Regions from separate parts of the Homo sapiens genome. Here region 1 is linked to region 2. Evidence: read pairs that join two places in POLR2A ChIA-PET (ENCODE). Cell type or tissue: MCF 10A. All regions are shown on one strand. Links, peaks and the distances in the headings refer to the core of each region. The heading gives the core; the rest is flanking DNA. Region 1 overlaps LINC00189 (long intergenic non-protein coding RNA 189). Region 2 has its middle 5.0 kb from the start of LINC00189.

What was found. Peaks named below come from ENCODE experiments on the same cell type or tissue, not always from the same donor. Only the 100,000 strongest peaks of a DNase experiment are listed, where the experiment ranks them.
Region 1: POLR2A ChIA-PET joins it to region 2 with 11 read pairs; 4 of 35 experiments call an interaction of 5 or more read pairs at or near these places.

Annotation. Positions count from the first base shown.
Region 1 is chr21:29,255,037-29,260,424 of GRCh38, forward strand. The region is part of intron 1 of LINC00189 (long intergenic non-protein coding RNA 189); the gene reads left to right. Among named protein-coding and RNA genes, the nearest start is that of BACH1, 41 kb to the right of the region's middle. In MCF 10A, for the core only: no CTCF peak of the experiment used is centred there; DNase peaks (open chromatin) are centred at 2,855 and 4,135.
Region 2 is chr21:29,185,806-29,191,193 of GRCh38, forward strand. No RefSeq gene overlaps it. Among named protein-coding and RNA genes, the nearest start is that of LINC00189, 5.0 kb to the right of the region's middle. In MCF 10A, for the core only: no CTCF peak of the experiment used is centred there; a DNase peak (open chromatin) is centred at 2,346.

The DNA.
Region 1 (5,388 bases), core at 322-5,321, 69 kb after region 2:
TTAAGTTAATTCTTTTCAGACTCTGTCATCTCAGTGTTGTCATCTATTGCTTGCATTTTTCATTCAGCTCACGGCTTTCCTGGTTTTTTGTGTGACTAGTACTTTTTGATTAAAACCTGGATACTCAGAACACTTTCATCAAAAAACAAAAATTTCACTGCTGCCTATTTATAGTCATTTCCCACTTCTGCACCTAGCCCCAGGCAACCACTGGTCTGCTTTCTGTTTCTATAACTTTGCCTGTTCTAGAGATTTCATATAAAATGAAATCATATAATATACAGTCATTTGTGACTGGGCGCAGTGGCTCACGTCTGTAATCCCAGCACTTTGGGAGGCTGAGGCGGGTGGATCACGAGGTCAGGAGTTCAGCCTGGCCAACATGGTGAAACCCCATCTCTACTAAAAATACAAAAATTAACTGTGCGTAGTGGCACACGTGTGTAATCTCAGCTATTCGGGAGGCTGAGGCAGGAGAATCGCTTGAACCTGGGAGGCAGAAGTTGCAGTGAGCCGAGATCATGCCACTGCACTCCAGCCTAGGCGACAGAGCAAGACTGTGTCTCAAAAACAACAACACAAAAAAAATATATAGTCATTTGTGTCTAGCTTCTTTTACTTAGCGTAATATTGAGGGTCAGCCATGATTTTTCATGAATTAGTAGTCCATCCTTTTTATTGCTGAGTAGTATTCCATTGTATGAATGTACCAAATTGTTTACTTATTTACCATTTGGAGGAGATTTAGGTTGTTTCCAATTTCGGACTATTCTGAGTAATTCTGCTATGAACATTCATATTCATTTCTCTTGAGTAAATACTTAGAGTGAAATTGTTGGTCCTACTGTAAGTATATGTTTAACTTTTTAAAAAACTGCAAAATTGTTTTCCAAAGTGACTGAACCATTTTACATTCTGACTGGCAAGTGTGAATTTCCATTTTCCTTACATTCTCCAGAGGTCGTTTAAGCTAAGTGTGCTGTATCCAATGAGCAATGATTCCTCCTCCTTCTCCTCTCCCCAACTCTTGTCCTCAACCTACTGTTTGCATATACTGCATGGCATGTAGTTAAAATTGCCTACTTTATCCTGCACTGGGGCTTGGTGTTTAGGGGGAGTTCACATTCACTTGCCTACGGGTTGTAGATTTTCCCACACACTTGGCTGAAATTGGTTTGGCCTATTAGCTCTTTGATTCAGTGTTTTTTTCAGGTTCCTCCTTTTTTTGTACTACACCGTTTTCTGCTACCACAATACTTCAAAATCTGACTATGTCATCTGTAATGTTTACTTTTCTGAAGGAAAGGTTCGCCACTCACTTCCTAGATAATATGCAATGATAAAAACTTGGCACAATTTATGACACTGGAACTGGCTACCGTTTTCTACTATGTGTCAATTCCTCTAACTCCAAGAACTGTTGTCCTCCTTTAAATGTATATCTTATGCTGTCCTAAGTTGGCTATGATGTTTGTAATCTGCTAGTACTTGAAGTAGCCATTGGGGCTTATGTAAGAAAGTGGCCTACTACTCACCTGTGGCAGATGGAAAAGAGGGGTACTGCTGCCAAAAAGCCCATCTGCTCCCATTGTCTGTGGACTATTTTCAAAGCAAGAGCTCATATGATTCACAGTCATCATCGCTCTAGGAAAATAAAAAGTTCAGCACATTGGAGCTACCAGCTGTAGGGGAGGGCATCCAATCACTTAGCTTCCCTATCCATTCTAGTGACAAAGGACGCTTTGAAATTATATTTAACAAGATATATTATTTCAGGAAGTAACTATTGCTCTCTAAGCAGCATTTGCCTTAGCAGCCTTGAGCCATATGCTAACATATGAGTGTTGCATAAGTTCATTTTGTGATCTTCGGTGAGTTAGATACTTTCCTAAATCTCCTTGTTAAAAATCTGTGAAATGGGGCTAATTATGCTAACACATCATGGCATGTTTGTAGGATTAGGTACTGACAAGATTTGTAAAGAGATTAGCCAATAAAAATCCTTACCATATATATATGCCTTCTATTTAGAAAAGATACCAAGTTCAAAATATTTTTACTTATTACATGTACAAAAGAAATTAGAATCTTAAGCAAAGAGGCAAGGATGTGACCAACAGGTCACTTTTGAATGATAAAATTTTTGGTTTTGGCTTTCACATAAGTGCACAGACTCTGGCTTCTTCTTGCATATGGTAAATTGTTGTAAATGGTTTATTGAGAATTCTCAACATGATATGGCATAAACAGAAAACTTCTGTTTCAATGACTTCTTTCTCCCCAACTGCACTATAATTACCATCTCCTTTCTTGCTGGGTATATTCACTCTTACCAACATCTTGGTCAGATTTTCTAACTTTTCGCTCTAGGTATTAGCTTGGACCTACTTAGGTACTTGCAAATTATCTGAGACTCTTTTACCATTGATAGGTAGTTTAGGTTTTCTCTCCTTGAGTCTGGGTGAATTTGGGGCTGCTTTAATCATCAGAGAACCACAGAAGTGATACTGTGTGACTTCTAAGGTTAGATCACAATATACTTGGTGACATTTGTTATATATTATATAATATATATATAAACTTCCATATATATATATACATATATATATATATCTCCTATTAGTTCTGTCCCTCTAGAGAACCCTGACTAATACAGCTACCACGAAAATCATCTGTGGTTTTTAAAAACCCAGTGATTTAACTTATGTGCATAATTAATGAATACCTATAATGTCCTGGGTGCTATGGTAGGCCTTTTACCTTTATTATTTAATCTTCATAACATTTATATAAAGCAACTTCTATTACCTGTCTCTTTCAGAGCAGGACACTGATAGTCTGGGAGGTTGCGTAACTTGCCTGAGTGGTGAAGTCAGGACTGCAGGATTTCTGTCTGACCTCGGAACCCATTGTCATTTCTCTATACCACCTGCCTCTTTGTTCAAGAATGTTAACATGTAATTCTCAAATCAAGTTTTTAAAAATACCTTGTTACTTAAATTGTAAAGTGGACAAAAGTCAGAGTTGCTGGAATTTTCCAAGGAAGTGACCTTCATGTTTCCTATTTTGCCACTTTTCTTGGGGTAAATTTATTTTAAACTCCTCTTTAATCCTCACAACGTCCTTATGAAGTATGAAGGAGGAAAATATCATTCTTTTTTCCAAGGACATTAGACTAAAGAACTTTAGAATGTGGCATAGTAGAAAAAGTATAGACTTTGGAGTCAGACAGAAGCTCTAATCCTGACAGATGCTAAAAATCTAAGTACTTTCAGGAAACTTTCTAAATAGTGCTCTTTGGCCAGGTGCGGTGTCTTACGCCTGTAATCCCAACACTTTGGGAGGCCAAGGCAGGCAGATCACTTGAGGTCAGGAGTTCAAGATCAGCCTGGCCAACATGGTGAAACCCCTTCTCTACTAAAAATACAAAAATTGGCCGGGCATGGTGGCATGCGCCTGTAGTCCCAGTTACCTGGGAGGCTGAGGCAGGAGATTCTCTTGAACTCGGGGGCGAAGGTTGCAGTGAGCTGAGAGTGTGCCATTGCACTCCAGCCTGGGCAACAGAGTGAGACTCCACCTCCCCCCGCCAACAAAATAGTGCCTTTACCTGTAAAATGAAAATAATACCACCTCCTTTATAGGATATGAGACTTAATACAATATGATCAAACATGATAAGCGTCTGTCTTGGAGCCTAGTTCACAAGAGAAATCCATTAAATGTTAGTCCTTCTTTGCCTATTGCAGCCACAATTATTTTACTAACCCTGAGACATTCAAGTGAGGCTGAGTATGAATCACACAGGAAAAATGCTAAGAGCTAGTCCTGTTTTGAGGTAATTTGATCAGTTATACATAAAGTGATGCTGTGCAATGGTACTCACAAACATGGGACACCCCAAATCAATATGTTTAGTGAATATTTAAAATACAATTCCAAAAGTTTAGGAGAGAAGGGGCAAGAAGATACATAGATGATAGAGAATGGGAGAAACCTAGGACTTGTTATCGATTGCAGGAATTGTGATTTCTTTCTGTTGGAATGAGCCAAGGGAAGGGGAAGAAAATTCATGGAACAGGAGATTGGAATTTGGGTGCAGCCTCCTGGCACGTGCTCATCCTGTTCTTCCAATTTCTGGAGGCTGTGCCTACGTGCCTTTTGCCTGTTGCATACCTCGCATCAGTCAGCTCTCTTTGTTTTATTATAGAAAATTGTGCAATCCTTTCTGGTTTGTTTTTGTTAGGATTTCCTTCCCTTTATCTCTAGCAGGAAAATATTATCCCTTGAAATTTCCTCTGGGACATGATTATTTACAGTAAACTACAATTTAGTGAATTCTTGAGGATTTCTTCTTGATGTATCCTCTTTTTTATTTTTCATTCTTAAATGCCTTTTGTTTTTGGCTGCTTCTCTCTTGAGTGTTTTGTATATATTTTGAAAAATACCTACCGGCAGCTTGTATATCTTTTTTCCAAAACCTCTCCAAAGTATTTAAGAAGATATCTTCCATATATATCTTTTGTATATACAAATATATATATTATTTACATATAATATATATTTCATCAGACATATAGTATTTGTGCATCATTATTTTTGTGCATCACAGCTTTATATCTTATATATTTAAGATAATAATCTGCATCATCTGGCTAGCTTCACTGCTCAGGGGATGGTCAGCTCAGTCCAGATCAGTGTAATCTCTTGCTCCAGTTACCAGATCAGCCTCCTGTCTAGTCTTCCTGGTCCTGGATTTGCTCACCTTCCCATCTTCCACACACTGAAGGCAGACAAGTCGTCTTCTGAAGAGAAAACCTGATCATATCTGCTTAGTATCTTTCAATAGGGTCATCAGACTCAGGGAAGCATGATCTGGCCCCTACCTGTCTCTCCAGCCCATCTCATGAGCTCCCACCCCATTCTATGCCTGGCCATAATGCTGACTTAAGAGTTACCTGAAGAATGTTTTCCTCTTTCTCCCCTCCTACCCTCTGCACTTGTTACTCTCTCTGCCTTGGGAAGCTCATCTTCACCCTGTAGCTACTTTTGGCCTGTTTAATTCCCACTCATTGTTTAGGACCTTTGTTTTGTGCTGCTCTAACAGAATACCATAGATGGGATAATGTTTAAATGAACAGAAATTTATTTCTTACATATCTGGAGGCTGGGAAGTCCAAGATCAAGTGCTTGCATCTGATTGAAGGTCTTCTTGCTGTGTCTTCACAATAGTGAGGCCCAGGGAGAGAGAGAGAGAGAGAGAGAGACCTGAACTCACCATTCTATAATGATCACACTCCAGCAATATGACACTCATTAATCCATTCATTAGGGTAGAGCTCTCATGCCTAATCACCTTTTAATGGTCCCCCTCTTAATACTGCTAAAATG
Region 2 (5,388 bases), core at 81-5,080:
TGTATCAAGTTGACTGGGCCACAGGATGCCCAGATATTTGGTCAACCAGTATTCTGCATATGTCTGTGAGAGTATTTTTGGATGCGGATAACGATTGAATCGGCAGACTGAAAAAAGCATATTTTCCATCCTAATGTGGGTGGGCCTCATCCAATCTACTAAAGACCTGAAGAGAACAAAAGGTTGACCCTCCTACAAGTAAGAGAGAACTCCTCCTGCCTGACTGCCTTGACCCTGAGACATGGGCTCTTTTTTGCCTTCAGTCTCAAACTAAAATATTGGTCTCTTCCTGGATCTTGAGCCTGCCAGCCTTTGGATTGGAACTACACCATGGCTCTTCTGGGCCTCCTGCTTGCTGGCTGCAGATTTTGGTACCTGTCAGCCTTCATAATCTCATGAGTCAATTCCTTATTGTATATTGATATCTATCTATCTATCTATCTATCTATCTATCTATCTATCTATCATTGATAACCTCTCTATCTATTGGTTCTGTTTCTCTGGACAATGCTGACTAATACAATCCTATTGTCTGGAACTTAGTATGCAAGAAAGAGAGTGAGTATATGGGGTGAAATGTATAGGAGTGGAGCTAAAAGACTTTGCTGCAGGAGAGGAGTTCAAGTCATTGAGGGCAGTTATGAGTCAGCAATAATGTTGGTGCAGTATTTTATTTCAGGAGTCAATTAAAAGTATTGTCATTTTAGCAGTTTATGTCTTCCATTTATCAAATTGAGTATAGTGCCTTCCTCTGTCCTACCAGATGAAAGTTTATGAAAGATACTAATCATTTCCAAATTCCTTCATTTTTACTATCTATCCAGATTATTTTAAATACAGTATCTCTATAAATAGCACTTTGTCCATTGATATATGTTTGTGTTTACATGATTGTGTGTGTGTGTGTGTGTGTGTGCACGTGCAAAACATGGAAATAGGATATTTGGTCTACCTTAATCCCTGGAATGGAAGTAATGGTGATTACTTTTGTATAGCAAGTAATAAACTCCCAAATGGTTGGCATTTCCTTTTTCTTATACTAGACAGAGTCAAAGGTGAAGGATGATAAAGAAAAGTTTTGACAATAGTGCCAAATTACCTTCCTCAGTTCCTAGATTGGGGATTTTCAATCTAGGGGCAGATGTCACTATAATATAAGAGGTCTAGTCCTTGATTTCAGAAGCAGCTATCCAAGCTCTTATAAGAACTGATGATAGGAACTTGTCTCTCTTCTCAAGTTCTGTACAACAACCACTTATCCATAGCTCTTGATGGTTACTGCTCAGCCATTTCTTGCCAGCTGTTCTTTCCATGTGCAGGGAGAGCATGGGAGTATGGAGCCTCAGTTTGGTTTGCTATTGTCAGGACATCAAACTAATCATTAGGTAGAAAGTTGAATAAACATTTACTTTTGACTTTTAAATGGTTACTTCAGAAAGTTTTACTTAGCGGCAAGACCAACTACATAATTTGCGGGGCCCAGTGCAGTGTGAAAATTTGGGGTCCATTTTTGCAAAAAATATTAAGAATCTCAAGATAGTGACAGAGCTTTAAGGCCAATTCAGGCTCCTCCTGCGTGCAGGACTCTGTGTAACTACACAGGTAGCACAGCTAGGATGCAGACGCTGCTCAATGTTATACATTTAGTACTTTGATGTCCCTGAATTCCTTACAAAACTCTTACTTCCTCCCCTCCCCACCCAAGTCCCCAGCTCTTCTGTTTTTTTCCAAAACTTTACTTGTGTACAACACTATGAAACATGACAGGGTCTGATGAGAAAGTATTAATTGGCTTTAACCTAGTTTTTTTTCATTTTTATTTCTGAATATCAGCACTCATAGCCCTTTTCCCTATTTTCTGACTTACCCTAATACAACTCCATATCGTACAAAGCTTCATAGTCCTGTATATGCATGTGGTGAACATTTGTGTGGCTATTTGCAGCTGATGGATTAGTATCCATAAGTTGAGAGGATTCTTCAAAGGTCCTGAGATTGAATATGAAAAAATGACCTGTAAGAATTAAGTCATCCACATGTAGCACAGATGGACGAATTACCAAGGGAGATGGCATATATCTGGATCACAAAAGACTTATAAGGCAAATTAAAGGCATGTATTCTCATCAAAGTAACCTCTGATTGCTTTATTTCCTGGAATACTCTATTATCGGTGTCAGGGTTCTCCAGAGAAACAAAATCAATAGGATGTATATAAATTTCCTGTATGGAATATGGTTTGGTTATGTAGGAAGTGCAGAAGGATGAGTGAGTGGAATTACATGTGAGGAATTGGCTCCCATGATTATGAAAGTGGGCAAGTTCAAAGATCTGGAGGTGAGTCAGCAAGCTTGGCTAGAGACCCAGTTGGCAGGCTCAAGACTGAGGAGGAGCTGATGTCCCAGTTTGAAGGTAGCCAGGCAGCAAGAATTCTCTCTTACTTAGGGGACAGTAGTCTTTTTGTTTTATTCAGGCCTTCAAATGATTGGATGAGGCCTGCGCACACTGGAAAGGCCAATCTGTTTTATTTGGTCTGCCTGTTTAAATGCCAGTCTCACTCAACAACACTCCCAAGAAACACCCACAATAATGTTTGACCGAATACCTGGAGACCCCATGGCCCAGTCAAGTTGACACATGAAATTAAGGTACCACAGATATCCTATTGTCACAAACTCTGTATAGCACTTAAAATTCCTGGTTTCATGCTTGGTACAGAAAGTTAGCTACTGTTCATCATTTGTTTAATTCTACACGTGGCCATAACTTAAGATTAATTATAACAAAGTTTAATTAGAACGAAAGATGTAATTAGATGTAAATTCTTGCATCAAGTGGTTGCTTTGTGCTAGGCACAGGTTAGGACTGCAAAGATGACTACAAATGGCTGATTACTACAAAGGACATTGTAGTAATTTTATTTTTATTTTTATTATTTTTTTTGAAATGGAGTTTTGCTCTTGTTGCCCCGGCCGGAGTGCAATGGCGTTATCTTGGCTCACTGCAACCTCCGCCTCCCGGTTCAAGTGAGTCTCCTGCCTCAGCTTCCCTAGTAGCTGGGATTACAGGCACTCGCCACCATGCCCAGCTATTATTTTGTATTTTTAGTAGAGACAGGGTTTCACCATATTGGTCAGGCTGGTCTTGAACTCCTGACCTCAGGCGATCCACCCACCTTGGCCCACCAAAGTGTTGGGATTACAGGCGTGAGCCACCGCACCTGGCAGGACATTGATTTAGAAACAGCTTTATTAAGTGGATTTTACCTGAGAGTTTCTTCCTATACTTTTAGTCCTTGTCAGAGATGTGATGTATTTTCTCTTGTGACTGCACTTTTAAAGTTGGAATCCTATGAATGCCGTCAGCACTACTATGTGGAATATGGTTTGGTTATGTAGGAAATGCAGAAGACTGAGTGAGTGGAATTACTCAAAAGTGGATCAGAAAGCAGTTATGGTCATAGACATCAGCCTCAGTGGGGCAACAGGAGTTGGAAGGAGTAAACTGAGGGAAAAAATCAGTAGAATACTGGATGGAGCAGACAGAGTGAGACTGAATGGGAGAAGGGTGAGGTGGGCTGAGACAGCTGGTCACATTCAGCTCTAAATTCTTGAAGAAGTAGTTTAGACTACACCAAGGATGGGGGATAAAACCCAGCCTAGAGCTCAGAGAAGGTGGATGTGGCACGGGAAATAAGAATTGTCATTGTTGAATTCCTTGAGAAAAAAATGTGAAGAAGAGGCTTGAGGCCTCAAAGACATTGCATGCATGAGTCAGAACAAGCTTGAACTACAAGGAAGATTTGATTAATGAATCAAATATTAATGCCACATTTTCTCTTATTTCAAGTGTTTTTTTTTCCAACTATTATCTCTGTGTAGAATGTCTTCGCTCTCTGCCATCACCTTATTATTAATAACTCCTATTAACTCTTAGGTCTCAGCCTTGCTGTTACTTCCTCCCCAGAAGTCTCCTTTAACCCCTAAAGACTGGGCTTGGTGCTTTTCTCCTGTGTTCTCAAGTCACCCTACTCTAGAACTATGTCACTGATTTAAATTGCTTTCTGGTAGGGCGCGGTGGCTCACACCTGTATTCCCAGCACTTTGGGAGGCCGAGGCAGGCAGATCACGAGGTCAGGATTTCGAGACCGGCCTGACCAACAGGGTGAAACCTCGTCTCTACTAAAAATACAAAAATTAGCTGGGCATGGTGGTGGGGGCCTGTAGTTCCAGCTACTTGGGAGGCTGAGTCAGGAGAATCACTTGAACTCAGGAGGCGGAGGTTGCATCCAGCCGAGATCGCGCCACTGCACTCCAGCCTGGGCAACAGAACGAGGCTCCATCTCAAAATAAATAAATAAATAATAAAATAAAAAAGAAATCGCTTTCTGACATGTCTATTTTCCTGAATGAGCTGGGAGCTCCTCAATGACAATAGCTATTTCTTGTTTAAAGTCGTATCCCCAGAAACTATAAGCTTAGTAGATATTTGCTATGTGAAAGAAGGAATGAAAGAATGAATGAGGACTTGATTCCTGTACTCCCAACAACATTTAAGACACTGTGCTGAGTATTCAGTAAGGAGGCATCAGGAAGGGTGAGGTAGAGGTGGTAGTGAAACCAAAAAATTGAACACTGTTCCTGGCTTCAGAGAACATGTAGTCTATTAACAATTGTGAATAATGGTGTAATACAAGACACATGACATAATACAGTACTACAACACAAGACAAGAGAATAGGATTGCCATATTTAGCAAATAAAAATACAGGATGCCCAGTTAAATTTGAATTTCAGGTAAGCAACAAATAGTATGTATATATCTCATGGACTATTTGGGAGATACTAATACTAAAAATTATTCATTGCTTATTAAAATTCAAATTTGATTGGATAGCCTATATTTTAGCAACCCTCAGTGAGAAGAACTGGAGCTGTAAGAGATTGCTTTTGTTTTTGTTTTTTCATTTTTTCAGGGATGGAATGGAGGTCTTGGAGAAAGGTAAATGATTTGGGAAATGTTTTCCGGAAAAGATAGGAACAGAGTTGAGTTGCAAAGATCACAAGACAAAATGTGAGGGGGTGCAGTTCTGGTAGAAGAAACCTCAGATGAAAAGGTGATACTGTGGCAGGATCAGAGACTGGCTGACATCTGGTTTGGCCAGAGTGTGAAAGGGTGGTGAGAAACCCAACTACAGGGTTGGGCAGGGCCTGGTGACTCCATATGTTCCAAAGCCTCAGTCTCCTGGGCACCCTGCCCCCTTCGCCTTGGCCACGTTTTGTGAACAAGCAGAACTAGATCTTGCTGCCTGGGCAAATGTTTCATCCTTACCTAGTTAATTAGGCTTGAACATTAGTTTCTCTCTGGAAATAGTGAAGAAGAAACACC